3 separate regions of the Mus musculus genome follow, and all the other regions are linked to region 1. Evidence: chromatin loops called from intact Hi-C (ENCODE). Cell type or tissue: left cerebral cortex. All regions are shown on one strand. Links, peaks and the distances in the headings refer to the core of each region. The heading gives the core; the rest is flanking DNA. Region 1 holds the start of Galnt14 (polypeptide N-acetylgalactosaminyltransferase 14). Region 2 overlaps Galnt14 (polypeptide N-acetylgalactosaminyltransferase 14). Region 3 has its middle 17 kb from the start of Ypel5.

The links. Hi-C counts contacts between places; a loop is a spot of excess contacts. Peaks named below come from ENCODE experiments on the same cell type or tissue, not always from the same donor. Only the 100,000 strongest peaks of a DNase experiment are listed, where the experiment ranks them.
Region 2: it touches region 1 in a loop (16-fold over the local background); 5 of 42 quality-filtered maps call a loop at or near these places.
Region 3: it touches region 1 in a loop (22-fold over the local background); 2 of 42 quality-filtered maps call a loop at or near these places.

What each region holds. Positions count from the first base shown.
Region 1 is chr17:73,706,780-73,717,065 of GRCm38, forward strand. Galnt14 (polypeptide N-acetylgalactosaminyltransferase 14) reads right to left here and starts at 3,672. Exons shown (of 15, transcript NM_027864.2): 1 at 3,152-3,672. The coding sequence starts at 3,280. It overlaps Gm52320 (a long non-coding RNA gene), which reads right to left and starts at 867. Exons shown (of 2, transcript XR_003952420.1): 1 at 1-867. In left cerebral cortex, for the core only: a CTCF peak has its summit at 3,333; DNase peaks (open chromatin) are centred at 2,532, 2,950, 3,363, 3,631 and 3 more places; H3K4me3 peaks cover 1,754 bases; H3K27ac peaks cover 2,054 bases.
Region 2 is chr17:73,513,864-73,524,149 of GRCm38, forward strand. It overlaps Galnt14 (polypeptide N-acetylgalactosaminyltransferase 14), which reads right to left. Exons shown (of 15, transcript NM_027864.2): 9 at 8,755-8,858. Among named protein-coding and RNA genes, the nearest start is that of Capn13, 120 kb to the left of the region's middle. In left cerebral cortex, for the core only: a CTCF peak has its summit at 4,800; DNase peaks (open chromatin) are centred at 4,114, 4,695 and 5,680; H3K27ac peaks cover 1,873 bases.
Region 3 is chr17:72,814,086-72,824,371 of GRCm38, forward strand. No RefSeq gene overlaps it. Among named protein-coding and RNA genes, the nearest start is that of Ypel5, 17 kb to the right of the region's middle. In left cerebral cortex, for the core only: no CTCF peak of the experiment used is centred there; DNase peaks (open chromatin) are centred at 3,689, 5,851 and 6,556; H3K27ac peaks cover 455 bases.

The DNA.
Region 1 (10,286 bases), core at 2,467-7,466:
CTCCAGGTGACTGTAACCTGCACTCCAGTTGGAGGGAACTACTGTGTTCCTTAAGAATACTTGTGTTCTGTGTCACACAAAGTTTCTGCTCATACAAATCCCAGGAAATAAAACTGTTCCACTTTCATCTTTCCTGAGATACACATTGTGATGTCAACTTGACACAAACTAAACTCATTTGAGAGGTAGGAACCTTAATTGAGACACTGCCTCTATAAGGTTGCTATCTGGGCTGTAGACAAGGCTGTAGGGCATTTTTGTAATTAGTGGTTGATGGGTGTGATGGTTTAATTATGCTTGGATCAGGGAAGGACCCTATTTGGAGGTGTGGCATTATTGGAGGAAGTGCCTTACTGTGGGCATAGGCTTTAAGACCCTTGCCCTAGCTGCCTGGAAGCCAGTCTTCTCCTAGCGGTCTTCAGATGAAGATGGAGAACTATCAGTTCCTCTTGCACCATGCCTACCTGGACACTGCCACGCTCTCACCTTGATGATGATGGACTGAACCTCTGAACCTGCAAACCGTCCCCAATTAAATGTCATTGTGTTTGTTCACAGCAGTAAAACCCAAACTAAGACAATGAGGAGGGGTCCAATCCATTGTGGGTGGGTGCTATTCCTGGGTTCTATACGAAAGCAGGCTAAGCAAGCTATGGAGAGCAAGCCAGTAAGCAGCACCCCTTCGTGGTCTCTGCATCAGTTTCTGCCTCCAAGTTCCTGCCCTGTTTGAGTTCCTGTCCTGATTTCCTGTGGTGACGAACATTGATACGAAAGTGTACAATAAATAGACCTTCCTCTCCCCAACTTGTTTTTTGTCATGGTATTTTATCACAGCTATAGTAACCCTCAGACACACACACACACACACACACACACACACACACACACACACACAGATCCAGGGGGAATGCTCATCTATAAATATATTTTAAAATTTACGCAAGACACATAGGTAGACACATATTAGTGAAAAATAGGATCTAGAAAAATAGTAACCAAAAATAGGGGAAGGGTACACCTAGTAGTAAAATGTGTTAAGATTTCCAGACCTATAGAATAATTGAGGCTTTGGAGAACTATACAAAATACGGCGTGAGTGAAATGTTGAGACAGGAACACGGTTTTAGACAGATTCCTGATATGGGACTATCGTCTGCTTGTGATCCTACATCAGCAAGGAACTCCCCAAAGTTTGTGTCACACACTCCAAACTGACAGGACAGACCCCTCAGAGCAGCACTCAAGCCTAGCACTGTGCCTGGTACCTGGCTGCCAGCAGTCACTCTGTGTTGAGCACAGACCGGGATAAAGAGCAGGAGAGGAGTAAAGACAAAGTCTGCCCCAAAGGAAAAAGAGCCCTTGCCCCAGATCCCTGGGGCAAAACGAAGAATAAGTCAGCTTGAGGTAATGAGATTCAGCACAAAACAGAGAAAGTTCATGTCCCTGCAGGCATCATTAACTGCATCACACAGAGCAGAACCGCCTAGGGAAAAGTAAGAAAAACACCTACAGATTCGTGGTCAGGGTCTGCAACATTAAGGAAATAGATCCTGGACTATAAAGGCTGCCTGATGGACATACCAATCGATCGCATCACTACCCTGCTTAACCACCCACAGCTTCCATGGTCCTTCCTGACTAGACCCACACACACACTGTCCCTGTCTCATTCCTCTGACCGCCACAGGCTTCATGCTGTCTTGTTCCTTCAAAGCTGGCTTATTCTCTATTTGGAATGTGCTCTGCCTACGGGCCACTGATCCATCCTTCTCAACTCACCTATTGTACCTCCTCCAGCAGTGGCCGGGCTCCCATGACACCCAGTGCAGTGACCCCACTTGACTATCAATCCTGCGTGTCCTGGACCACTGATGAGCAGACCACCCTCCACCAAGGAGAAAATCCTGCATCTCTGCATCCAATGGCACCGAGCCTAGCTCCATGGGTGCTAAACTAAATGCTTATTTCGATCAACTAATATTGGCAAGATTCCAAAACTTTGGTTTAAAATGTACTTTGGTTAAAAGAAGAGTCTATTGGGATCCAAGTGGGAAAATTCTGTGGAGGTCTGAGTTCAAACCCAGAACGATCTAAGACGAGTTAATTAAAGACTCTTGGCCTGTTTCCCCATCTATGAAATAAGAACAATATTAAACAACTCCTTATGAAGAAAACACCAACTATGCACTTAGCACACAGTAGGCCCTCCCTACTGTACTTATCGGTGAGATCCACTCCTACTTAACACAGAGATGTTCATGTCTTCCTCTTTCCGACTACAGGCTCCTCCAAGGTCTTTTCCCACTCCTAGAGATTGCCCTGGGCTCATAAAGGTTGCTTAGCTGCCAGCAAATCCCCAGAAGCCTCGCTCTGTTTCCCCTGGTCAAGGCTGTGGAAAAGAAAGACAGGGGCTCTGAATCTCAAGAGAGAGCCAGTAGGGGGAACCTTCCACTCCTCTGGGCTGCACCGACTGGACAAGAGTTGGGAAAGCCACTTGGATTCCCATTTCCACAACTCCCTGCCAGTAGGAAGGTTTCTGTTCTTATGGGCTCCTCCGTGCTGTCCTGAGCGCATTCAACTTCCAACGCAGCAAATGAACTGGGGAACAGTTCACAGAGCCGGTGGCACCAGGCCAGGCCAGGTGGGTAGGGAAGGCTGGGAGGCCTCCAGGGGGGTCGCTAGTGCTGTTCACGTGCGCACAGCACCCGGGTCATCGTCTCCTCCTCTGGGGCCTGGCAGCAAAGGGAAGGAGTCCGCAAATCCACCAGACTTCTCATGGGTGCCAGCATCGCTCACCCAGCAACCTCCAGTGACCCTCCAGCGGCACCCACCGACCGCCAGTCCCAAAGTAGCTAGTCCGCAGCGCCCCCTTGGCCACCGGACTGCTAGTTAAGTTGGGAGCCCGGCTCTGTCTGCGAGCGCGCGCCCACCACCCACGCCCACTGCCACTTACACACGCCAAAGATATGGAGACGCCCCAAGCTTCTTAAATTCCACAAGCACCTCCCCATGGCCGCATCCCGCGCCTGTTCCCCATCGCAGCACCTCGACACCCCTGCATTTGAACCCTCAATCCCAGTGCGTGGACCACGCACCCTTCCACCTGCCAGTGCCCGGTGCCCTGTGCCCTGTGCGCCACGAAACGGCATACCTTGGGGGTCTGCACTTCGGGTCCCAGCGGCACCTCCAACTTCCTCTTGGTGACCCAGAAGAACAGCAGTACGGTGATCCAGAGCACCCCAAAGATGGGCAGCGCCAAGCGGCGAGTCAGCCGCCGCATGGTCCCCTCTGCCTGCTTCTCTTGGTGGCGACGCGTCCCTGGGGCACCCCCCGGCGGTCAGGGGTGGCGGGGCACGAGTCTGCCGAGCGCCTCGCTCTAGGAGAAACGCTGCTCCTGGGATCCCGATGTTGGATGGCGGGATCCTGCCCCGCCCGCTTCGGAGAGAAGCCACAGCCGGGAACGGAGCGGCGAGGGGCGCCGGAGACTAGAGACGCGGCCGGGCAGGGACGAGGGGCAGCTCAGCCCGGCGCCCGCTCCAAACGGAGAGCCGCGGCGGCCGCTGCGATGCTGCTGTGCGCCGCGGCTGCCTTTGCCCGCTGCTGCCGCGAGGGAAACTGACTCGAGCAGCCGGGAAGGTGGAATCCGAGGCTGTGCCCGGCACCCCCGGAGGAGCACGAGGAGGAGGGAGCGCGGAGGGAGGGCGGGCCCGACAGACAGACTGACTCCGAGGGAGAGCGGGGCGGGAGCGAACCGGGCTCTGAGCGGGGGCGCTACCGCCTCCCGCCGACCGTGGAGCACCCTGCGGTTGAGGGACCTTGGATGCAGCTCTGGGACCATCCTGGGCTAGGGTTGTGCTGGGAGGGGTTGGGCGGGGACCGGTTATAGGATACTGACTTGTATCAAGCAAGCTGATACTTAAGGACTAGCCCGCGCCAGGTGAGGCACTACCGGGGAGGAGTTTCTGTTTGCTGCGGGGCTCTGCACATGGTGCTCACAGGAGGGTTCGCTAGCCGGGAGCCATCACTGGGATAGTAGGGTTGGTTGACCCAGATGTTGTCTCAAGTTCAGACTTGACCATTTCAGGGCCAAGGTCGAGTTCAGCCATCTCCCCAGGGTATTCTTTGCCTTTGAGCAGGTAGGTGCCTGGCAACTTTCTCTTAATGGAAAACTGAGCTGGTCTAAATTTAACTCGAAAGATGTCCTTTTAAAAATTAAGGCAAAAGTAAATCCCTGAGGATTTTTTTTTTCTCCTTGTAAAAATAAGCCCTTTTTCTGGGGCTTGCCAGAAAAAAAGGGTCTAATGTTAGCACAACCACCGGAAGTTTTGTGAAAGGTGGCCCTGGGGTGTGTGGGAGTAGCTCCCCAAATCCCTTTCCCAGTTGCCTTTAAGGAATACATCTTCCAGCTACAGACTAAAGTCACTTGGATTTAGAGACAGGAACAGTTCTGACTCCAGTTTCCATACAGGCCTCAGGTGGGCTGGATGAATTTCTAACCATATCTCTAGAATAGGGAGGTGTGGTTTCTAGCCTAGCCTACCCAACCAACAGGGCAAATCACAGCGTCAGCCTCTCCCTTCCTTAAGTCTTAAGACTGTGCCTCATCTTCAGATGTGAATGCTGCGTTACCTCAGAGTTCAGAGAGAAAAGGTGGAAGTTTTTGCGAAGTCTGCAGAGCCCTGGCCACTGGAGTCCTTGTTTTAGTTACAGGGATGCTCCAAGTTTCTCCAAGTGAGAATGACACCGAGTGGCCCAGCGGCATGCTCCCTGCTGTCTTCACTCACAGACTGGAGCTTAGTATAGGGGTAGCACCCACACTCGACTGCAGGTGAGAAAGGTACCAGTCAGTTCTCCAGAATTCCTCCTCCAGTGCCATGGAGCCCTCCAGACACTTGCTCAGAAACAGAGGTGTCCCCCACCCCCCAACAGCTCCGGTGTTTGATACCTTGTCTTTCGGCCATAAGGCAAAGGCTCTGGAGCGGAGATGTAGGTAAGAAATTTGAGGTTGGAAATCAATCAGCCAGAAAAGGCTTGTCAGCCCCCAGAGCCCTGCTGGCATCTCACACTTGTCTCTATTGGACCCGTAGCCTCTGAAAGGTTGGGTCCACTCTCTCCAGATGTTGTTTAAGCAGGCAAAGGCCTCGGTGAATAACTGTCCAAGGAGCATTGGCGAGTGGCAAGAGCACCTACTCCCGCAGCTTTCTGAGCTCTCTGGATCTCTTCCAAGAGCCTCACCCTAGAGTCCCAGTCCTGGGCCTGCAAAGTGTTCTGTGTCAGCTCTGCCGAGAACCTCCCGAGCAAGCTGTAGACTCGCTGATGAGCGCCAGGCAGGAGCTGCAGCAGCGGAGTCCATTGCTCAGCGCTTTGTGGGGCTGTTTCTGAGTAACAGATGGCAGACAGTTACACAACACCACCGCCAAGCTCCTGAGATGGTGCAGCCTCACACGCCTGCTTCACTCAGACTGGCATACGGGGAAACCAAGGCCCTGGGGTGAAACAGCTCCGCGGGAGAGTACGTAACACTGGGAAGAACAAAGATATTCTTCTAAAGCTCTTGCTCTTGAATCACTATTTTGTCCTCCTCTCACATGGGGAAGAGTCCCTGGGCCTTGAAAGATTTCTAAAGGCTCCGATTTTGCTAAGTGCAATTAACCGACCCAACTATAGAATATGTTGGTCTAGGCTTTTAGGCCAGTAAGTGCCATTACAAATGGGAGGACACTACAGGTGAGTCTTCTAAGTTTTGGAAGCCAGAAAAAAAATCTCCAGGCAGGTCCCAGCATGGTAGGTCTCACTCCAGTGTATCTTAGAGTTCTCCAAGCTTGGGCAGATAGTCAAAGTTCTTTTAATAACGGAGTTAGGGGCATGGCAATGACTCAGTCTGTACAGTGGTTGCTTTGCAAGCACAAGGTTCTGAGTCTAATTCCTAGACTCACTTAAAGAAAGAAACTGAATTCTTGTACACCCACCGCTGAGGAGGCAGAGACGGGTAAGTCAATACAAGTTCACTGGCCAGCTATCCTAGTCTGCTTGAGAAATTCCAGGCCAGTGAAAGACTGTGTCTCAAAAACACAAGATGGATGATACTGAAGAAAAGCACCCAAGGTTATCCTATGGTCTTCACATGCCTGTGCACATACACTCACACAAGAAAACACACACATACACACACATCAGCCTAAACAGCACAGAGCCCTGGTGACCCCACAGGGTAGATGAGCTATATCATTGGTGACTAACCCAAACTACTTCTTTCTCATCACAACCAAGATAGGGAGAAAAATCTCTGAGCAATTTTGTAAGAAAACAAAACAAAATAAAAATCTGCTCTGAATTAGGAGTCTCATTCCACCTAAATAGAGCCTACCTCCTGGTCACAATTCTTCAGCCCGTTCGTATCTCTGAGGTCCAATTTGCCCCTGTGTAGTGTGACATTCTTACAGAGAACCCCCCCAACCCCCAACCCTGGGCTGAAGCATTTAAGGGTCTAGCCTTTCTTTATCCCCAAATTTGGACTCTCTGTGGCCACTACTGTCGTTGTGAAGTTCTGTATAAGCCGTTCTCTCCTCACAGGCGAAGACATTAGAGAGCAAATTGGGTAGTGGAGCAGATGTGAGTCATTCCTGTTAGTATAAAAACTACGGAATAAAACCCATTATGGCCCCCAGAAAGCTGTGTGAAGCAGCATATGGAGCAAATGTAAGCTGGAAACAGGAGGAAGCTGTGAAGTCCGATGCATATGCTCTCTGGCAGCAATTGCTGTGGGTTTTCACACTTTGCCTGCATTTCCCTTCGCTGTCCGCCTGTCACCAGTCCTTCGGCTCACTGCAGAAGCAGCAGCCTTTGTTCCCTTTGGATCAGACTCCTCAAGTCCCTCCTCCCTCCCCACCGTGAGTGAGTTCAGGGGTGTGTGCGTGTGTGTTCTTGCACACGAGTGGCTATAGGCGTATCTTGCCATCTTCGTACCTACCTGACCTGCCGCCACCTGTGAGGTGCCCCTGATGTCAGCCTCACCAATTTTGACCTACTGGAGCTAGGCCTCTTCTGGGCCAGGGGGAAAGGTGAATAGGGGGCCAGGCAGATGGCAGCTCAGTAAGATGAGAGGCTTGCATGCTGCTCCAGCGCTGGCAGGGTTCCCCAGCAGAAAAAAGAAAAGAAAGGAAAAAGAAAAGGTGATAGGGAGAATTCAAAGATGTCTGTCTTAATTCCACAGCCCTCCAGGCACAGTCTTTGAACTAACCCCTGCAGTGGACCCTATTCAAGTGTTAGCTGTAAATAATACATCAGCCCCCTCTGCCTCTGAGTTCTTGTTTCTTCTTGCTATCATAAAGCCTGTCAAAATCGCATGCCCTGGGTCTCCTACCAGGGCTCTGTCTGCAGTGAGCAATGGCATCATCTAGGTTGAGTGGTGCAGGAGAATGGGTTATTAGCAAGCCCATGCCCACCCTTTCTGCCACATTGGTGCATCTTTGTCAAAGAAATAGAGCCAGTGGCTTTCCCTCTCATCTTTGATGAGTACACGTGTGGCTCTATCTAAGGGTAAGGCGTCTAACGGTCACCTCTCTGGATCTTTACCAATTAAACATTTTTACTTCGTGCTCCTGATACCTCAGCCCCTCCCTTCATCTTTTTTATTTTCCTATGCACTACTGTGTAATTTGCTTCCCTGAAAGGGATTTAGATTTTTGCATTTCAAAAGCCTGCGTTTTCATTATTTTGAAATGCCCCCAAACTTTCTTTGTTCCTTATCCAAATGCCAAGTGTGAAATTTACTACTGCTACAATGAGATTGGTCTTAGCTAGTTGTAGAAACTGGTTTGATCATCAGTGGTGGCATCCCCTCCCCCATGTTTTGCATAGATAATACAATGTTCTAGCTAGTGTGAAGGAGTGACTCAGCTTAAGGGGAAAAAAAAACACAAAAGAAAAATCTTTAACCCAAATTAGCTAGTGGGGGTTCTCAAAAAGAAGAGCATGGTCTGAAGACTCGGAGAACCCGATCATAATTGCCATACCCTGGATCCCACAGGTCAAAGGGAGGTGGTAGTCCAATATGGTCATCTTTGTTGGTTGGCTTCAGCTTGCAGGGATGAGCCTAAAGTCAAAGTGAAGGGGAAAGCTACGTCTTAGAAGTAACTAAATTGTATAGGTCTCTCCAATCTGCCTAAAACTTCCACAAAAAGGTGCCAAGCACACCCTAAGAGTGGCTAGCCACTTTAGGACAATCACTGGAGCCCAAGGCACATTTTACATGGGCTCACTAGCAGGCATTACAGGCTGAGAAGAATGACGTCTGCTCATTTTCCTGGAAGCATTGTCAACAACTTTCCCTCTCACGGTCTAGACATTTCTGGTATAGATCGTAACTAACAGGAGTGACTAACAGGAGAATTTCCAGTGAAGTTTCTAGAAGGAAGAACGCTTGAAATATGGGTCTGTGCTCTTCAAGTTGTTAATATATATTGAGTTTGAGTCAAATGAGACTATTATTGATGATCTGGACAAATAGAGTTGGCTTTGTGTGGCACACGTTGTGATGCCAGTGCTTTTTCAGATCCCATCCACACAACTGAGGACGTTGCACCTACATAGTAGCTCACAGATCCCCCAAAGCACCTACCTGGGATCCTGTAGAGGACAAGGAGTTCCTGAGCTCAGACTATAATCATCCCCTCAACTACCTCTCCTCCGTCCCAGATGCCTGTAAGCCATGAAAGTAACATGAATGGATGGAATGAGAGGAAGTGGAGGAATAGGGGTGTAAACAGGATGCAAACAGCAGTGGGGGGGGCGACATTAGTGTGTCGGGTCTGATGATGACGATCACAGCAGTAGGGAATGGGGGGGGGGCATGGAAGCCCAAATCAACTGCAGTCATATTTTTCCAGATCATCAACAGAAACAGATGTCTAGATGATGATGTAACATCATGAAGTCTCCTGGATCTTAACTGTGGGTATCTAACTCAATAGCCCCTCCCCTTACCAAAAAAAAAAAAAAAAAGGAAGGAAGAAAGAAAGAAAGAAAGAAAGAAAGAAAGAAAGAAAGAAAGAAAGAAAAATGGATCGAGTAAACAAAACTGGTATGTAATCTGGATCTAGCCTGCTGCTTGGCAGTTTACAAACAGAATGTGGCCCCAAGCAGATGTTTCTATTGTGTTTCCTATCTTGGAGACATGTATATTTAGCTAGAGCAGAGGGGAAAATGGATCAGGTGACCCAGTCATAGGATCCAATGAGGAAACTTGGAAGTCACTGACTCTCTTGGAAATGAAGAGTTTGACACTCTTCAGTTTGTACTTGAAGAAATTGTAGCCCAGAAAAATCTGCACAATCTGCTAAGAGCAAGACAATATGTTCGTGGTCAGGTTGGACTATACCATATCTTCCCTACGATAACCTCTACCCCTCCTCACTATGCACCATGCTCCCAACAGACATTCTTCCCTAGGCTTGATGGGCCAAGAGGAACAAGAAGCCCAGACACTTCTGGGAGTGGAGATGGGGAAGCCACCAAACCCAGAAGTGTCCAGACAATCATCAAAACAACAAATATAAGCTCAGATTCTGAGCTGTTTGCTCTGAGTGAGGAATATAAATAAATAGACTAACACACACACACACACACACACACACACATACACACACACTCATGCGCACAGGCACACACATGTGCAGCTCTCTCAGAAATATAAGCTGGCAATCTGAACAAAGGTTTGAGCATTAGCGATCTGGTCCCTCCTTGTGTGTCTCAGTTGGGTGATAGTACAACTCCTAGCTACAGGTACCTTGGTCCAACTGAAAATTAACTACATCCCCACAGGAAAATCATTTTTCGAGCCGTCCTCTGCACCTCTCTTCCATTTTGCTCACTAAGTGCAGTACAAATATTAATTAGACACAGATTATTCAGAAAGTGCTTGTAGCATTTGAACTTAGCTGAGTTTCATCAGAAAAATGATATTAGCATCATCCCCGTGTTGTGGTTTTCTCTACACAGAAAATTCACTTCACGCAGCTCCCAGCTAGCTCACCTTTTGGTCATCATTTTTGTGAGACAAGTGAAAATATTTCTCTTGTACACAAAAGAGGTAAATCCCCTTCTCTGGCTTGATCCGACAAAGGCCAGTTTGAACAGTAATGGAAAAGAGGCCAGATGTACAGTCTAAGCACAAATCCTTGGGGGGAGGGGGAATAATGCATCTCTTTGGGGAAAAAAAGAAATAGTTTATACTTATGAGGTAGGAGATTTTCAATTTATAAAAGGTTTCCTGTTTCTTTTGATTT
Region 2 (10,286 bases), core at 2,500-7,499, 190 kb before region 1:
TTTCCTTGTGAGTTAAACCAAGAACCATAGACATGCTCCACAGAACTGCTGTCAGTATCAAATGAAAGAGACTTCTGAGTTACTGTCGGAAACTCAAGGGCACTGTTGTGAAGGCAATCTCTCGAGAACCCAGACACCAGTGACATCACCCACCTGGGTGTACCTCTTCACAGGTCACTTCTAGCATCTGCCAACACTATAGGAGACACCGGGGCTTACTAACTTAATACCTGAGATTTCCTGTCTCCTCGGATGTCCCACATATAGAGAACTGGCATTTGTGGCTAGGTTTCTGTCTGAGCTTGGTGTTTGTGAGTCACTAAGCAAGATGTGGCTCAGCCAACTGTCTGTCATCTACATCTTGATCAGACACTACAATGAACAATCTCAGGGGTCAGATGTAGAATCCTGTTAGTTCCATGTGCGAATAGGACTTCTTTCCTTGTGTGTGATCTCGTCAACTCTTCTCTGGGGAACCCAAGAAGGGTCTGCTCCACTTCCTGAAAAGGAAACCTCTATAAACCCACAGCACATGAGATGACGGCCTGGCTTACTAGATATAAGCTACACACTTTGTGCCAGCTTTTCCCTAAGCAAATGCATACGCTTTAGCTACTGTGTCTTCTTTTCCATGTATTCAAATGAGACATATGTCCCTCCTCATTTGAAAAGCAAATTCTTGCAACCTCAATCCCACACTCCCCACTCTATAAGCTACCTCTTTCCCTGAAGACCCTCCAACCAGTCTTTCTTTTCTGAGTCCACTGACCCTTGCCCTCCACCAGCCATGTTCAGTCCCCTGACTAAAACAGTGCCATCACCTGACCCTTTGTCCCATTCTCATTTCCTCTGTGATGCTGTCATTGACTATCTTTATCCAATATCAGCTGTTCCATTGTCTGATTTCAGGGTCCTCTTGATGACATTGAGAACTTTCCTCTGTACCAGCATCCCCATCACTACCAGATAGTGTTCAACTTCAGAGACCTGACACTTTAGAGAGACATGTGACCCACCATGCTACCTCTTCTACATCTCTTGGCATCATCCCATAGTCCCACCTTCTTTCCTCCTCTAAGCCTATCTTCCACCATTTCAGTTTCTCTTGTGTTGTGTTAGAGCCCAAATTCAAACTATCACAATTCTTTAGGCCTTAGCCAGGGAGACAATAACATCCTCCTGTACTTATAGGTCAGGGAGTTTCCTGTCGATCTTTCTAACAGTCCTGCTTGCTGCTTATTGATGTCTTGTTTTCTAGTGCAGCTATGCTAGGGCAACCAACAGCAAGATATCAGGAACTGATGTACTTCTCCCAACTTCAACCTCAAAGTTGTTGTCCTGAAACCCCTCTTCCCCAGGACTGAGCACCACTATTGCACCCTAAGACACAGGTACTGTCTTCAAAATACCCACAAGTAGGACAAGAAGCAACCATTCAGTTTCTGCCTCATCAACTCACACATTCGATCCTTCAGACCAGCTGTTCCATTTACAGGAGTCCTTGGCCTGGCATGAGTTAGGTTTCTCAGCTCTCAAGCCCAGATTGTTGTAACAGGAGTTTTGGATCTGCTATGGGTCCCCGTGTTGTCACTTGAGTCAAGAGGTCCTCTTGGTGGTATGAGGAGTTTTGAGGTTAGTGTAATGATTTCTAAGCACTACTCTGCAGAATACTTAAAACCTAGGATCTACAACCAGCCTGCCCTTATCTGCATTGTGACTTGAGGAGGATGAGCAATCTCTCATGCTCACACACTGGGCATGCTTGGTTAGCAGTTTTGTGAAAGCCATTGAGAAAGTCTGCTGAACCTGAGCTTCTCAAAGAGGGCCTGGACAAGTGCCACGAGAACCACGGATGCTGCAGTGGGAAGCCAGGCATTCTTAGAGCCTTGCTCTCCATGTTTGCACTGATGTGGTGCCACCATCTCTTCAGTGAGGTTGGAAGGAGGCAAAGTCTTTCTATAGAGTCTTCTGGGGTTCTCGCTTAGTCAGTGCCTGCATCATCTCCCTGGTGATAAATGTCACACATACTCCACATCTCAGGCAGGGAGATGTGTAATTACTCTATCCTCACTGGGGCACTGTGATGGAACCTTATATTTCTAACTTCAGATTAATATTTGAGAGAAGATTGCCCTCACGCCCTGCATTTTCTTCCCTTGTCTACCATGTACTCATTAGCACATCAGCTATTTTTACTGCCTCTGAGGACCCTCACCTCTTACCAGAATCAACACCCATCTGATGAGCACATAAGTGGTGGGTAGGAATTCAGGGTCCAGAGAGCAGCTCTTTTTCCAGGAAGCACACCATCCCTGGTCAAGGTTCTGGCTTCATTTCATAGCCTGAATTCTAACGAGGGTAAAGGGTACCAGTTCACATAAGAACAGCTGTGTGCAATGAGCTCTGTTTATTTTTCATTCATTTATTTATTCAGTGTATGTTGGGAGTATAGAAGGAAGTAGAGGGATGTGAGAGGGGTGGTGTACACATGTGCACACATGCCATTGAATCTGGGTGCCCATCAGACGACAACTTGTGGGAGTTGGTTCTTTCCTTCCACCAGGTGGAAGGAGCTTGAACTGGGACTTGCACTCCAGTCATCAGGCTTTGGGGACAAGTGTTTTACACACTGGGTCATCTTGCTGGTCCCATGGATCATGTTTTAAATGGAGTATCCTAGAGTGTTACAATTGTGTATGTGATCACATTGATATATGTGATCACATCATCTATTTACCTCTTGAGGAGCTTAAACCTGGTGAGGACAAAGGAAATAGAGCAGCAGACAGTAGTGCGCAGAAAGAGACATTCACAGTCTGTTGGCATGCATAAATCTGCCCTTACCTATGTGTCAGGTAATTCAGTAATCTTTAATTTCCTGGCTCTTACTGGGTCAAGAAGCAAGTTCTGTGTGTACTAAGGCCAGTACGTATTCCTCCCCAGTTCACCGGCTGTAGAATTAATCTTCAAAGCAAAACTGTTAAAAACACAAGACCTCCAAAAGGTCATGAGGGATTGGCTCTGGTGCAAGGACCAGTGCTGTTATCTAGGGAGTGAGTTGTTATTATGGAAACCTGTCGCTATAAAGGGATGAAGAATTTGCCCTCTGTTGAGCTCTCCAGCTTGTACATTTTGCCAAAGGATGATGGAGCAAGCAAACCCTACCCAATCTTGGACTTCCCACTCTCTATTCCATATTTCCCTTTGGCCCACCCAGTGTGGTATCCTGCTATAGCAGCTCAACATCAACTAAGACAATTCCACTGTTTTTTAACGAACGCTCTGATTCGACTGGAGATCATCTTATTGGGCTATAAAAGATAGCTTTGGATCTGTGAGCCAAATGCATTCCACCTCACATCTGGGACAACAGATGCTATTCCCAGCCCTCTACTTTTGGACAACTATTAACCACAAGTCCACGGTGATCACCCATGGCCCTGTGACTATGAACATCCTTCAACGTTCCAAACTCTGATGGCAAATAAGCAACTGTTGTCTCTCTTTGATAGCATGTGGGACATTTAGGAGCAGCAACAAAAGGTGGCCTGTGGGATCACATCTGGGCCTGGAGAATCACACAGGGCACTGGGCTCTAACAGAGCAGCCAAGAGGGTGTCATGTATCATTACATATTTGGGGAAAGATGATGTTTCCTCAAATGTGAGTGCCCTTATTGAGGCCACTTCCCCAACCCTGGGCTAAAAGCAAAGGCAGGGGCACTGAGGTATCTCAGCAGGTCAGACTATCCTTCTTTATGAGACATTGGCCATGAAGGATCCTGAAGGGAAGGCAGCCAACTCTAGTGGAGCAGACACTCGGCTATTTTCACGCAGTCTCATGACATGTGGATGTGATGAGACTCTTATGTTGTTTCTTATGTTGCTTTAACGATTCTCCTCGAACTTAGAGGACTTGGGAGGGTCCTCTACTCAGTGTCTTCCATGGCTGAAGTCAAGGTGTCAGCAAGACCCATGTCCCTTCATGGAGGCTCTGAAGGAAAACTTGCTATGAAGCTTACTTAACTGATTTTAGAAAGTTACTCAAGGCTTCAGGACTTGGGTTCCCTTCTCCTTGCTGGCTGATGGCCCAGAATTTCTTTCAGCTACTATTTTGCTGTTTCTTCCATCTTTAAGCTAACAGCTGCTAATGTCCCTTTGGAGCACGGCACCTGGCTTATGCCAACTCTCTGCTGCCACGTGCCTAAGAAAGCTCTCTGATTTTAGAGATTCTATGATATTAGATTGGGCCCATTTGCAACATTCTCCAACCCATTGATTGGTGACCTCATCACACTGCTTAAAAACCTTGTGTCACATAAGGTCACATCCAAACAGGCTCCAGGTATTTGGGTGTGGCTATCTTTTGGGGGTGGGGTAGGGAACTGCTCATCTTACTTAAGAAACCACTGCTTCTACCTTCAAGACCTAGAAATGGGCTCAGTGAGGAGAGGTAACTTTCCCAAGGGTGCTAGGTGGTAACTATGGGCTTCAAACTTACTCCTATCTGATCTTAAAGCCTGAGTTCTTCCTGAACCATACATGTCTCCTGAGCCTGGAATAGCTTGGCATCCCAGACTCCATTCTGAGCATGGTGGGTGGTAGCAAGGCTCTTTTGGGCTCTACCTCATTTCTTTTTTCTGCACTGTCCTTTGTGCCTGCTGTGCTTTGGAAATCCCCCATTCTAAATTCAGGACTCCTGTATTCTCCCTCTGTGTGTGTGCCAAAGCTTCCTGGTTTGGGAAGTAGGCACCCCATCCCCACCCTGCCTCGCACACACTTGTTACTGGCAACAGATTCCTTTTTTCCCTCTAGAGACCAAAAGCTAAAAGTGAGATGTGGCTCAGGCTCTGAGTAAGTAGATATATATTACATGTATCCTGTGTTATGTAAATTGGAGCTTAAGTATCCAATTTTAATGCAAATCAACCTCGGAAAAAATTTAAAAGCCACATTTCCCTAAAGCCTGCTCGTGTCCTAAACTGTGGATATAATTATCAAAAGTGCTCAGCTCATTTTAGAAACACTTGGTGGGAATGAAGTACCAGGTCAGCAGGTGGGGAGGTTAACCAAGACACAGTATGGCTTTTACAAGGCCCTTCAGCCAATCCACCTGCAGCCACTTCTGCAGTGGAAGATGGGGGTGAGGTGAGGGTAGGATCGGATTCAGTCATAGTCACCCTGGCCAAAGAGCACATGTCATTTTGGAGCTGTGAACTAACGTCAACAGTACACAGGCAAACATGTCTAGAGCACAGAGAAATTCTGTCTGGAAGAAAGAGACATACCAGCCTGCTGCTATTGTTTATATAATCAAAGAGACTGTTCTAACATAGCTCCACTGGATTCTATGTAAACTGTTTCACATGGTGCCTAGTGCATGGTATGGTCTGCCCTTCATCCTCATCCCAGATTCAACCAACACTGAATAGTATTTTATTGAAAATAGACAATTGCTTTTTCTTGAGCATACATGTATAACCATTTTTCCTCACTATCTTCCCCTAAACCATGCAGTTTAACAACTATTTACATGATATGTGTGTTCTATTATGTATTATACGTAATGGGGGAATGATTTAAGTAATACAAGTGCTTGCACATTGGTTCTATGCAAATTTGGTACCATTTTATATAAGGGACTGGAGCATCCGTGGGTTTGGGTGTAGGATGATTTTGGAACTCAAAGAGACATATGTTTCTGGATTGCCTTGCCACCCAGAAATCCTTTCCCATTCAGTCTCTCGCTTTTCACACAAGCATTTTGTGAGCAGTTTCGACTATTCTGGGCATTGAGAATCAGAAATGAGATGAACTTTCTGCTCTTGCTTTAAGAGAGTCATCAGTGGGACAGGCACCGATAACTGGACAGCCACATACTTAAATGGGTCAGTGGAAGGGTGATATAAAGGACACTGTGCTGAGAAGATGGGATGCCGAAGTGGGTGGATGGGGGAGGGGTGGTAGCAGAAGGGAAGGCAGAGAGAAAGTGTCCCAGCTGTAGAAGAGGTCACTCAGAGCTGCCATCTTCAGGGGTTCATAGTGGATGCATAAGGAGGCTCTCTGTTCTTGTAGAAGGCCTGAATAGTCTGAAAGTTCAGGAGGGTCTGCCAATGTTGGAAGTGTGGAGAGCAGCCTGATGAACCTAGGAAGATAGACACTTCTGTAGGAGAGGGGCAGGAGGAAGTCCTTGTAGACACAGACCTGGGAGACTTGTCTCTTAGCAAGACCACTTTGGCAGGAGCTGAAGCTGGACAGTAATAAATAGCGTTGGAGAACAACTTAGCAAAGAGTGGCCAGAATGGAGGGGTGTGTGTGTGGTGGTGGTGGTGGTGTGTGTGATGGGCTATACCCTACAGACAGGATTCCTTTTTTCTGGCAGGCACCTTCTTTTATCCTCTTTTATAGCTAAAGCATCGCTCACACCCTCCATCCAGATAGCTGATCATCAGTCAGACATGTGGACCACTTTAGAATCCCCACCTTCTCATACTTTGTGGTCTAGTTATCCACGCCTTGCAACTGCTACCCGTGCACATAACCATGTCATGTATGTGCTCTTGGAAAAAGTACCTTATTTTTCTGGTATACAAAAATACTTAAAAGGAGAGAGAGAGAGAGAGAGAGAGAGAGAGAGAGAGAGAGAGAGAGAGAGAAGAGAAGAGAAGAGAAGAGAAGAGAAGAGAAGAGAAGAGAAGAGAAGAGAAGAGAAGAGAAGAGAAGAGAAGAGAAGAAGGGAGGGAGGGAGGAAGGAAGGAAGGAAGGGGAGAAAAGAAAAAAGAAAAGAGGGTAAAAGGATCCAAAAAAGGCTTCCAAAGTGCTATTGGCTGACTATAGCAGAATAGAATGTTAGGGTGCGGGGAAACAGTGATTGCTGCGGTGGCTGTCTACAGTGCTTCTTTGGTCTCAAAGATTTTGTGATGGATTATAAATGTCTTTCCCACACCTTACAGGGACCATTTACCAACTGCTTTATTCAAATCAGCCCTCAGTAATACCAAACGACTCAGGAGCTGGCTCGATGAGATTGCATCTTGATTTGAGCAGCTGTGTGTTAACATGGCTCGAAAGGAAGGGTGCTGGTAAGTCAGACCGGAATGTGCCATCCTGCAAATGACAGTGCTACCTGCATCCAAATGCGACTGCTGCATCCAAGAGGGATCATCCTCACCTTGTACAGTTCAAGAGGACAGAAAGAACCCCAGGAGACAAACTGGATAGAGCTGAACTGTAACTTAGAAGGATTTTCTAACAATTTCACAAAAACTCTTAACCCACAATATGTCGGACAGTGAAAATTTCTGAATCATTATGAGTGGCTTTAGGGCAGAGACTGGACCACTGTCGTCTATCAGAGGGCTACAGGGAACACTTCTTTGCTGCTGGGAAGGAGGGCTGGAACGTCTCAGTAAGGAGTGCTGGGATATCCAGCTTCCCCTAGGCTAGTGTAGGCAGACTTAGCCTTGAACCCCATGCCAGCACATTCACAATTCCTGTTACATTCCATCCTTGTTGGTTTATAGGCTAGGGACTGGAGATCGAGATTTGTTTACTGTGCTTCCAGTCTGACCCCCACTTGGCAAGAGACCAATTTCCTGATAGATTTCTCCCCTGTACTGCCCAGGTTGGGAGAACAGATGCTACGGGTTAGGCCAAAGCCATAAATTTCTGGGAAATAATTCTTAGTGACTGAGAAAGAAAGCCATAAAACACCCTGAAGGCAATGGGCAGAAGACAACAAAGGCAGTGGCTGATGCCAGGCAGCTCAGTGCCAGGAGGAGCCCTCGGATCACTTTTCTGGCCTGTGTACTGTTCCCTAGACCCATGCTCGCACACCTCCCAGGGCTAGCACAGAGGAGAAGCACTCCACACATAATGATTCCCTCTCTTCCATTTTTCTGTTTGGTTTGCTCAACCAGTCGTCACTGTGGGCCTCCTGCATAACTAAGGCCCCAGGTACACTGAGAGATGGAGATATGCAGGACAAAGCCCACCACATGCCATCTCCAGTCCTGCTTGCGACTTCGTCCCTCTCAGGTCTCACTTCCTAGGCAGAAACTCACATGCCCATGGCGTACTGCCATTCTCAGTTACCTCAAAATAGTCACAGTACCCCAAGAGGGAAGGTTGTTACATCAAAGCTACATTTTCCCATAGAAGGGCAGGGGATAACTCAGCATTAGTAGAAGGATGAAATGGCTGTTCCATCTGAGATGTTTTCCCTGTAGCTGCAAATATAGCTGGCACTATGGCTAGGGCAGGCCACCTACGAGCCAGCCCCTCTCCCTCCCTGGATCCCATCCCACTGAAAGGCGAGGGTAAATTGTCTCTTGGTTTTTGTGGTGATTAACCCAGCACGACGATGAGAAGGGATTGCTCTCTCATCCCTCTGCCGCACTTTTTCTCTTCTCAGTCTTCTTCAACTCCAGATTCCTAAGTCCGCTGCTTCCAGTTCAAACCTGCATCTGGCCCCACGAACTTGGCATTCATCTTGGTTCTCTTGGATTTCACATCTCACTTTCTCCCTTAAGAACCTGCTTGGACAGGTTTCCCTGGTACTTGGTGTCTATATTTACCATGGAGAAAATCTCTTGCTATGACCGCCTTCCTACAGTCACTGTTCTGGGACCCTAACCAGGCTGTTCCCTAAGTGGGTGACTCAGATTTCCCAGAAACCCCCTGCCAGGTTAAGGACACAGAATCCTCAGGCTATACTGAACTTATATAGGTCATGAGATATGAAATAGAAACTTACCAAAGTTCTCCCCACCCCAGATGTCCATGTCGACGTCATATTTACCCAGGTAATCGAACCAGGCTTTGTCGATCACGAAGAGCCCTCCGGCTATGATTGGAGTCCTGTGTGTTTGGAAGGAAGATAAGGTTGGGGAGCATATGAGGAAGTAAACTCAAACTCTGTGGTTCTGGGAATCCAGAACTCAAGGCAATTTTTCTCCTGATTTCTGGCCCTTTTCAGAAGAGCCAGTATATTTTTAGGCTATCTAAAACAAGGATCTGCTGCAGAGGTCTGTCCTCTGCTTGACAATTCCTTGACCTTGCAGTCAGGAAACATCACCGATCAACACCCCTCCAAGGAGCTCCCCCTGCCCCTCCTCCTCCAGTTCTGCTCAGTGAGGCTCTTGGAGCAGAGCTGTTAGGCCACTGCCCAGGCAGAGAAGGGCCATGAACAGCACAGCCGGGTCCTGACCTGGGCTCACTTCTCTGATCTGTGCCTTTACCTTTTGGCTGTATCTTGAATTCCCTCCCCCTATCCAAAAATAAAAGTGTAACTGAAATCCTAATTCTCAGTATCTCAGAATGTGACCTTATTTGGAGACAAGAGATTACCTCTATAAAGAGGTAACCAAGTTAAAACGGTAATTAGGGTAGGCCAATGTGACTGGGGTCCTTATAAAGAGGGAGTTTGGCATGCAAATGCAAATATGCCAAGAGGAGTGTGTGGGAACTGGAGAGGAGTTGGCAATCTGTAAAGAGCAAAGAGGCCTGGGCAGTCATCAGAGGGATCATCCCCATCTGGGGATGCCTCACCTGCTTCGAAACCATGGCATGTGTTTCTGCCATTTAAGCAGTTTGGGTATTGGTTGCTATAGCTACAGCAAACTAATACACCTTCTTGTGTGTGTCTGTGTGTATGTCTCTCTCTGTGTGTGTGTGTGTCTGTGTGTGTCTGTGTGTGTGTGTGTGTGTGTGTCTGTGTATGTGTGTGTGTGTGTGTGTGTGTGTGTGTGTGTGGTGCCTCCTTTAACCTACTGTGCCTCTTGTTTGTTCAGAGAGATGCCAGAGAAGCTGCTGAGAAAGAGAAAATGTTCAAGAGGCAGGTAGACAGGAAGAGCAGAGCTGACCAGGTAATTCTCTAAGAACGAGGACAGGTGTCAGGAAAATTAATGGCTAGGGCTGTGAACACCCAGGGCCATGTTTCCTGCTTTAGTGTGCTCAGAGAGCAAAGGGAGTTTTGTCTCCACAGCCAACCTGGAGGGCAGGTCAGAAGGTTGAGTTTGCCTTTGCTAGGACTACTTGCTGCTCCTGGAAGACTGCTCTAATCCTGGAAACACTACCTCCCTGATAAGCCACATACATAAGGACCAGTCCCAAGACATTTTCTTTCTATAGATGGGAGAACCCAGGTAGTGCCATCTTTGCCCACGCTTTGATCCTCTCCTCTGAAGCACCTTCATGGACTACCTTCCCTCCACACCCAAAACCTGTTCCATGGACTGACATAGAAGAGCCCGGTGCTCAGCCTGGTGGCAGGCAGCTCCTTTCCCT
Region 3 (10,286 bases), core at 1,745-6,744, 890 kb before region 1:
TGCCATCTAGTGCCCGACAGGGGAAGTGTGTGCTCGAGGGGTGCCGAGTTAAGTCTGAGCAAGTACACTGAACCTTTCCCTGCCAACCTCCAGGAAGATTGGTGACAGCTTGTCACACACTCAGGCAGGATGCATACATTAAGATGCTAAGAAAGTGGCAGGTTAGAGCATTCTTCCCTAGTGCGGAATGACGAGCTGTCCTGCTCTACCACAGACCCGGGGTACTAAGAATAGAAGACTTCAGAACTGACATCTGCCAAAGCTCAGGAAAACAGCAACAAATTGGTCTCCCACCACGTCCGGAGAGATGAAATGGCTCCATAGCAGAAGCTCAGGGGAACAAGAGACGTCAGACTTCTAACTATGGGCAGAAGACTTCTGGAAAATGTTGGCCTGTGGAAAAGATTACATTTTGTGGTATTCAGTAGGAATATGGTGAGCCAGGAAGTAGACACTTTATGGGGTTGTGGTGTAAATAACTATAATATCGTGATCAAGAGACTGGAATGAGGGGCTGGAGATGGTTCAGTGGTTAAGAACACTGGCTGTTCTATCAGAGGTTCAGGATTCAATTTCCAATACCCACATGGCTCACAACTGTCTGTAACTGTAGATGGGTCAGCAGGAAAAGATGCTTGCCTGACAACTGAGCTCCATCCCTGTGGTGGAAGGGGAGTTATCCTCTGACCTCCACATGTGTGCCCACCACACACACACTAATGTAAACAGAGGAAGAGACCAAGGGCTGCTCCACAGCCTCCAGACTGAAGGATGACGTTAACAAGTCTTTTCCAACTCCCAAGGCAAGACCCTGACTTGGACCAGTACCTGATAGATCCCAGCAGCCGACCAAGCCTCGGGGCAGCTCTCGCTGCTTCCCACTGGCCACAGACTAGACTCCATCTTCTGTCTACTTCAGGTTTCTACTGTCTGCTTCACCTGCTGCTGCTCTCCGTAGCCGCTGGTCCTTACCTCTGTGGGCTGGGCACAGAGTGAGAGACTGGGCACAGTTAGAAGGAGTTACGAGATGCTTCGTGAGCAGGGTCTTGCTCCAGCAGGCCTGACGCATGCATGCGAGGCTGGAAAGTGCTGTGGCTTCCCGGCTTCCCTTTACTTCCCAGCCATGGCCCCAGACTTTTCACCACTGCTGGAGTCAAAGAACTAAATGGGGCTGGGGAGAGATCTCAGAATGCACGCACGGTTTCTGCCATGTAAGCTGGATGATCTGAGCTCAAATCCCTACCACCGTGTCAAAGAACAGGGGATGGTAAGACATGCAATTCCAGCACTGGGGAGGTCGAGATAGGGGGATCCCTGGGACACAATAACCAGACTAGCCTAAAATATCAAGCTCTCCGGCCTTACACATGTGCACACACATCTTTATAATTCAGGTATCCAAATGTAAACACAGACACACACACACTATCTTCTTAATATGAAAGAAAAGTTCTAGAGACTGTTAACATTGTCACCTTAAAGTCTAGTTGTGTTGCAGTTTCGAAGGCCTCTGGTCTATCCATGCACTCAAGACTATGGCTACCATGTCACTGTGCAATCTAGAGACTCTTAACATTGTCACCTTAAAGCCTAGTCGTACCCAAGATATAAGATACAATTTGCTAAACACATGAAATTCAAGAAGAACGAAGACCAAAGTGTGGACACTTTGCCCCTTCTTAGAAATGGGAACAAAACACCCATGGAAGGAGTTACAGAGACAAAATTTGGAGCTGTGACGAAAGGATGGACTATCTAGTGATTGCCATATGCAGGGATCCATCCCATAATCAGCTTCCAAATGCTGACACCATTGCATACACTAGCAAGATTTTGCTGAAAGGACCCAGATGTAGCTGTCTCTTGTGAGACTATGCCGGGGCCTAGCAAACACAGAAGTGGATGATCACAGTCAGCTATTGGATGGGTCACACGGCCCCCAATGGAGGAGCTAGAGAAATTACCCAAGGAGCTAAAGGGAACTGCAACCCTATAGGTGGAACAACAATATGAACTAACCAGTACCCCGGAGCTCTTGACTCTAGCTGCATATGTATCAAAAGATGGCCTAGTCGGCCATCACTGCAAAGAGAGGCCCATTGGACTTTCAAACTTTATATGCCCCAGTACAGGGGAACCCCAGGGCCAAAAAGGGGGAGTGGGTGGGTAGGGGATTGGGGGGGTGGGTATGGCGGACTTTTGGAATAGCATTGAAAATGTAAACGAGGAAAATACCTAATAAAAAAAATAAAATAAAAAAAAGTCTAGTCGTGTTGCAGTTTCAAAGGCCTCTAGTCTATCCATGCACTCAAGACTATGGCTACCATGTCACTGTGCAAGTTTGGTGACAAACATATCACTGCCCTCAGAGGGCTTCCAGCCAACAGAGAAGCCAGGCATTAAACAGGAAATACAAGATGAAGCTCAGAGGTTGAGGGAACACTGGAAACTGGAGACGGAGCTCAGGGGGCTGAGGGAACAAGGAACAGAGAGCCATCTGTCTTGGGGTCTCTGTGAAGCTACTATAACCAAGACAGGGATTGAAGGAGTCCACTTGGGAAATAAAGGGATAAAGGAAGCCGGGTGTGGTGGCGCATGCCTTTAATCCCAGCACTTGGGAGGCAGAGGCAGGCAGATCTCTGAGTTCGAGGCCAGCCTGGTCTACAAAGTGAGTTCCAGGACAGCCAGGGCTACAAAGAGAAACTCTGTCTTGAAAAACAACAAACAAACAAACAAAAAACAATAAAGGGATAAAGGGAATGCCAGAGACATCAGAGAAGCAGCTGAAGACAGCATAGGCCAGGAACTGAGGCAAAGCTGGAAGACTGAGCAACAGCAGCAAAAAAACTGTATGGTATCCGAAGAAGCCAGAGCAGCCTGGCCTGGAAGGTCTCTGTAAGGACCCTGCACTTCTTTCTGAGGGCATGGGAATGCCATGGAAGAATGAATGGCACAGGGATGGACTAGATACTTGTATCATGGCTGCTCCCCAAAATACCGGGCAGAAAGGTGCGATGGGGCTTCATTTCGGTTTAAGAAGATTTGCTCCATCATAGCACAAAGGACAGGGTGGATGATGCAATTCATAGCAAAGAGGGTCCAGGAAACAGAACGGGAATTGGAGGGGTTCTACTGGCCATCTCCTTTCCCCGCTTCCAGACAGGTGCTGCCCGCATGCACAGTGGTTCTTCCTTGTTCAACTAACTCATGCTGGAAACTCACAAATACAAACAGAGCCAAACCTCCCCAGTCTCCCAGTGATTCCAGCTCCAGACAAGTTGATAATGAACTACCATCACAAGGGGGCCGAGGCAACAGACTGAAATTTGGAAAGCTCGCTCTCTTACTCTGAAGGTGGAGCTGAGCAAGGATTTTTTTTTTCCTTCTTGACACTCTTTCCTTTTGTAAAATTTTCAAAGATAGTGTTGGTAATAAACAGGCTGCTCGGGTAGTAAGTCTCTCTCCTCAGATACTCACAGACCAAGAGGCCCATCAGGTAGATAGTGCAACTCTTTTCGATCAAAGCATCCCTGAGTGAGGAGGATGACTAAGGAAACAACTCTACTCCATCACAGATGGAGGGGAGGCCGAGAGCTAGCAGCAAGCCAGCTGCAGTGCCCACACAGACCTCCCCTTTCTTTTTATAACTGGCTATATTGCTAGTTTTCATAGTTGGGTCAACAACTCCAGCTTATTGCAGCCCTGTACCTCCCAAGCTGTAGCACTGCATCTGCGGATCTGATGTGATTTTACAGGAACAGCCTGACACTTCCAGAGGTGGGCGGATGGGCTAAGCACTTGCAGGAGTCAGCTGTAAAGCAGAGACTTTGTTCTAGTCCTCAAATAATTCACAATATCTGGGGGAAGGAAAGACTGAGTGCAGTCGGAGAAGAGGACTAGATGCGCATTTCTTGGTTGGGAAACTGGGGCTGGGGATGACATAGGAGCCATTCATCTAAAGTTAAACCAGAGTCACTGCCGAAGGCACTTGGAGAACCCACTAGAGCAGGCTGGTTCAAGGCACACAAAGACCTCTAGGGAAGGCCCTGGGGCCCTTTGCCTGTTCTCTAGGAGACTGAAAATAAGCAGGGGCCAAAGTCCCTGGCCATGGACCTCTAGGTCACTCTAGCCAGAAAGATTTTCATTTTGGTTCCTCAAACAAATTACAGCTTTAGGACATTTCCTTGATAGCTTGCTTTGGTAGCCCAGGTAGGTCTGGAACTATAGCAGTCTTCCTGTCTCAGTTGCCTAAGCATCTGCACACTTCTCTTGTGAGTTCCTCTTCCTGGAAATCCCTGAGCTTCACCACCACACCCTGGTCTCCTCTTCCAGGGAGCAGCAATTCTACCTCCTCATTAAGGCCTTTTCCATCCACACCTAAACACTAGTGAGCCTTTCTTTCACATCAGAAGGTGGAGTTATCGTCTCCTCCCCCATCACAAGCCCTACCCTACGTGAGGTTCTTCCCTGTCTGCTTCATTTCCAGGGCCCAGTCAAGGGAGAAGGCATAGCAGAGAGCAGTCATTCAGTAGCTTTAGATGGAAATCACTGGAAGAAATATTGTAGAAACTGCTTGATCCAGGTAGACTTGGAAACTCATTTGTAAGGTGAAATAGTGGAAAGAAAACCATGCTGAACCATCACAAGACAGGAATGTAAGTGGAGGTGGACTTCCCTTCTATCTTATGACCAAAGTACTAGAAACTCTAAATTCCAGATTAATTTGTAGAGCACAACAATAAGAAAGCAGGTGCTGAGAGACAGCACCAAGGTTAAGATCATTTGCTGCTGATGACAATTTGAGTACAGTTCCTTTGAGCCATGACAGGTGACTCAGAACCACCTATATAGCTCCAACTCCAAGGGATCTGACAGCTTTTCTGACCTCTTTAGGTACACATACACACACACACACATACACACACACACACACACACATACACACACATACACACACACACACACTCTCATACACACACATACACACACACATACACACACATACACACACACATGCACACACACATGCACACACACATACATACACACACATACACACACATATACACACACACATACACACACACATACATACACATACACACACACACATACACACACACATGCACACACACATACATACATACACACACACACATACACACACACATACACACACATACACACACACACATACACACACATACACACACACACACACATTCAAATAGCTGAACTCCAAAACGTTTCAAGTCCAAAACTCTGTAAGTATCAACATGACAATACAGGTGACAACTGCACATGTGACCTCATGTGACAGGCGTCAGTAAAAGTGTGGGTGCACCAGTGTGGACTGTGGTGTAGCTCAGTGGAGAGCCCTTGCTTATAGTGCATGGATCCCTGGATTCAATCTCCAGCACTACAAAGCACTTAAATAAAAATAACCATATAAAGATGCACAAGATTTACCTTCTGTTTAGGTGGACAAGCTGTATATAAAGAGGAACGAAATCTCATGTTTAGATTTTGATCTTATTCCCAAGATATGTTTGTGTATGCAAATTTAAAAAAAATCTGGCATCTAAAACCCTTCAGGTTCTAGGCATTCTGGATGAGAGCTAGTCAATCTGTATTCAACACTATAAATTATATAATGCAAATAAATGTATGGCTACTACTTTAGAGAGAACATTACTACAGTGTTATTTATAAGAGTACTTTCCTTTGACTATTTAAAACAAGCTTCAGCTTCGGAAAAACTGATTTGGAACTTGCATCTCACAAGTTGTCTCGTATATAAATGGAATCATTTGTACAAATGAGGCCAGAGTATGTAGTTGTGTCTATTCTGAGACTGTTGTTTGCCTTTCAGGCTGTGCCCACTGACAGCTGGCTTCACTTTTGAACAATTCTTTGGTCTGTCTGTTTTCTGTTTTAAAAGGCCTTTTCATATGTATGTAGTATGTGTTCTTGCAAAGAAAAATCAGCAAATATAAGAATGGAGAGAAGAAAACAAAATCACCTGTAACTGTGGAGTCTATAAGTAACTAAAGCGAATATTTTCAAGGGTTTCCCTTCCAGATCCTTTCAAAAAAAAAAAGTGACTCGTGTGTGAGAGTTTCATTTTGTACAGAAGAACATGGGAAGGAAGAGTGTACAAATGGCATACTATGATAGAAAATGCACAACAGTACACTTGAAGTCAAATAAAATTACCAGGGACAGGGAAGGAACATCCCATATCGATAAATAAGTAAAAATCAGTCAGGCAAACGTAGCAATTCTAAATGAATGTGTAAAAAAAGAAACCTGATAGAGTTGAAAAGAAAAATAGGCAAACCCATAGTTATAGTTGGAGGCTTAAGTGTTCTTATCTCAAAAATAGTCAAGACAAAGTCCAGGCTAAAGAGATGGCTCCGTGGTTAACATCGTGTTCTGCTCTTCCAGAGAACCTACATTCCACTGCCAACACCTCCATGCAGCCCTTACAATTTGCTGTCACAGCTGTCACGGGCAAGCGCCAATCCCTAACACTAATCATGATACTCTGTTATCCTGTTGCAGACAGGAGCATGTTGTCCTCTGAGAGGCTCCACCCAGCAGCTGACTCAGATAGAGATACCCACAGCCAAAACAGTGGATGGAGCTTGGGGACTCTTATGGAAGAATAGGAGGAAGGATTGTGGCTCCCAAAGGGGATAGGAAGGAATTCCACAGGAAGACCAACAGAGTCAACCAACCTGGACCCTTGGGGTTCTCAGAGTTTGGACCACCAACTAAAGAATATATACAGGCAGAACCTATGCCTCCCTGCACATATGTAGCAGATGTACAGCTCAGTTTTCATGTGGGTCCTAAACAACTGGAGCAGGGACTACCCACAAAAGCTGTTGCCTGTACACAGGATATGTTCTTCCAGCTGGGCTGCCTTGTCTGGCCTCAGTGAGAGAGGAAGCACCTAGCCTCACAGAGACATGAAGTGGCAGGGTGGGGGGATGTCCAGGGGGACCTCCACCTGCCCAAATGAGAAGGGGAAAAGGAAGAGGGGAGGAGAGGGATTTTAGAAGGGGATGACTTGGGGGTGGGGGCAGTGAGCAGGATGTAAAGTGAGGAAGTAAAAACAGAAAATTAAAAAAAAAAAAAACAAAAAAGATCTCTGGGAACAATAGCATGATGCAAACAGAACCAATTCCCAGAAGTTTTTCTCTGTCATCCTTCTATGCATACACCAGCACATATACTCATGTTCACACACACACACACACTCACATACACACTCACACACACTCACACACACACACACACTCACACACACACACACTCACATACACACACACTCACACACACATACACACACATATACACACACAGAGTGACAGAGACAGAGAGAGACAGAGACAGAGAGAGAATAAATGAATAAATGTAATTTTTAAGACAGAGAAAGTTAAAATTATACACTGTATTGTCTGACCACAATGGAATCAAACTAGAAATGGAAGGAAGACTTCCTATCTTCCCATGCTCAGAAACTAAGAGCACACGTTTAATATTTCATAGGCAAAGAGAGGGAGGGCCTCCTGAGCGAGGGAAAATACAACCTATCCAAACATGAGGGCACAGCACTAGGGGAAGGAAAACTCCCAGCTCTAAGTGCTCACATTAGAAAAGAGGAAAGGCCCAAAGCTAATGATGTAGCTGGAACCCCGAGAGCCTGAAGAAGAAGGTAACAGGCTGTTAAAATAAGCTGCAGAAGCAGTAAAGAAAAACAAAAAGATCAAAGAGAGAGGAGGGGAGAGGGAGAAGGAGAGGAAAGAGGGAGAGGGGGAGAGAGGGGGGAAGAGGGAGAGGGAGAGGGAGAGAGAGAGAGAGACAGACAGAGAGAGAGAGAGAGAGAGAGTGCTGGCTCTGCAAAGATGAGTAAAGCAGAAATGACTGGCAAGACTGAGAAAGGGAAAGGAAAGAAGACACAAACAGTGAAACAGGAGCTGCCACAGAGCAGGCACACACCAAAAACATAACCAGAAAGCTTAAGAAATGACTCTACACACACACAGTGAGTGAGCTGTAACAGCAAGGCCAAGTTTTTCACCAACAAAAACCACTACATCATACCCAATACGAAGCATATACTTTGAATAGCTCATGACCTCAAAGGAAATTGTTACAGCCCCCAGGCCCAAGTGGTTTTACTAGAGAGTTCTGTGAAACACTTGAGTAAGAACAGCAGTTCTAAACAACGTCTCCCTGGAAACATGAGGAATCACTTTCCAAATCACACGAGGAAGCCACTGTACCTGGAAACCAAAGCCAAATGAAGAAAATTCAAAACAAAGCAATGTTGTTCATGAACATAAATGCAAAAACAGCATCACTTATTAGCAAAATATGTGGCGGGAGAGATGAGTCAGTGGTTAGAAACACTTGCTGCACAACCATGAGGGTCAGAGTTTGGATCCTAAGCATGCCGGGAACCACAGCTCTGCAGGAGACAACTACTGAGGACTGCTGGCTTCTGGCCTACATGAGAAAACATTAAACCCAGGTTCAGGGAAGAACTTGGCCTCAAAAGAATAGGTGGATGTGATAGAGGACATCTGGCCTTGCACAGACGTGCTCACGCACACAAACACCTAACACGTGCACATACATATACTTGCGCATATACACACAAATTAGCGAAAATTATTCAACAATGTATAAAAATTATTGTAGGGCCAGCAAGAGGACTCAGTAGGTAATGCATACTTACTGCTGAGCCTGACCACCTGTGAGTTTGATCCCTGGGACACGCATGGTAGAAGGAAGAAAGCAACACCCGAAAGGTGGCCTCTGACTTCCAGGAAAATAATTATGCCACATGACCAAGAGAGGTTTGTTTCAGGCAGGGATGCTAGATGAGTCCGGTACTCAGAATCAGTCGTTGTAGCCACTGTATTAGCAGACTGAAGAAGAACCGCATGGCTATTGCTAATATCCAACAACATTCACGATTTTCAAAAGTTACCGGGCAGGGTTGGTGCTGGAGCTGCAGCTCAGCTGTTAAGAGCACTGGCTGCCTTTTCAGAGGACCTAGGTTTGATTCCCAGCATACAACTATCTTAACCTACAATTTCAGGAGATCTGACCACCATCTTATGGCCTTTAGGGGTGCCAGGCACACATGTAGTGCTCAGACAAACTGGTAGGCATGACACCCATTCATGTAAAATATGTTTTATAAAAAGTTATCAGGAAAGTATACGTACACATATTATTGTCTCTGTACTTTCAGTATTGGCACATATTTCTAAGTCTTTCCATAACCTAAAATATATCCACCTTTATATATACTCTATAATGGGTTGGTTTTTGTTTTGTTTTTCTTCCAGACAGGGTTTCTCTGTGTAACCCCTAGATGTCCTGGAACTCCCTCTGTAGACCACGTTAGCCTCAAACTCAGAGGTCGGCCTGCCTCTGCCTCGAAAGTGCTGGGATTAAAGGTGTGTGCCACCACTGCCTGGCTATTTTTACTTTTTGGTTTCTCAGGACAAGATTTCTCTGTGTAACCCTGGCTGCCTCAGGCTCTACTTACTCTGCACACAAGGCTGGCCTCAAACTCAGAGATCCACCTGCCTCTGCCTCCCAAGTGCTAGGGTGAAAGGGATGCAGCACCACCAATCAGCTTTTTCACATTATAGTTTTTAAACAGGAAATATGGCATTAAATCAAATATAATTTTCTTTTAAAAATATTTTTATTAGGTATTTTCTTCATTTACATTTCAAATGCTATCCCAAAAGTCCCCCATACCCTCCCTCTCCCTGCCACTCCCCTACCCACCCACTCCCACTTCTTGGCCCTGGTGTTCCCTGTACCGGGGCATATAAAGTTTGCAAAACCAAGGGGCCTCTCTTCCCAATGATGGCCGACTAGGCCATCTTCTGCTACATATGTAGAGAGAGACATGAGCTCCAGGGGTACTGGTTAGTTCATATTGTTGTTCCACCTATAGGGTTGCAGACCCCTTTAGCTCCTTGGGTACTTTCTCTAGCTCCTCCATTGGGGGCCCTGTGTTCCATCCAATATCTGACTGTGAGCATCCACTTCTGTGTTTGAATATAATTTTCTTATTCAATAATGTTTTCAAGACAGGGTCTACTGTGTAGCCCAAGTTGAACTAAACTACTCTACTTACCTGAGACTGGCCTTAACTCTTGGTCCTCCTCCTCTTTTTGACCTCCTAAGGAGTGGAATGGCAGAAGTGTGACATCTTGTTTGGCTATATGAGATATTTTTCTATAACAATA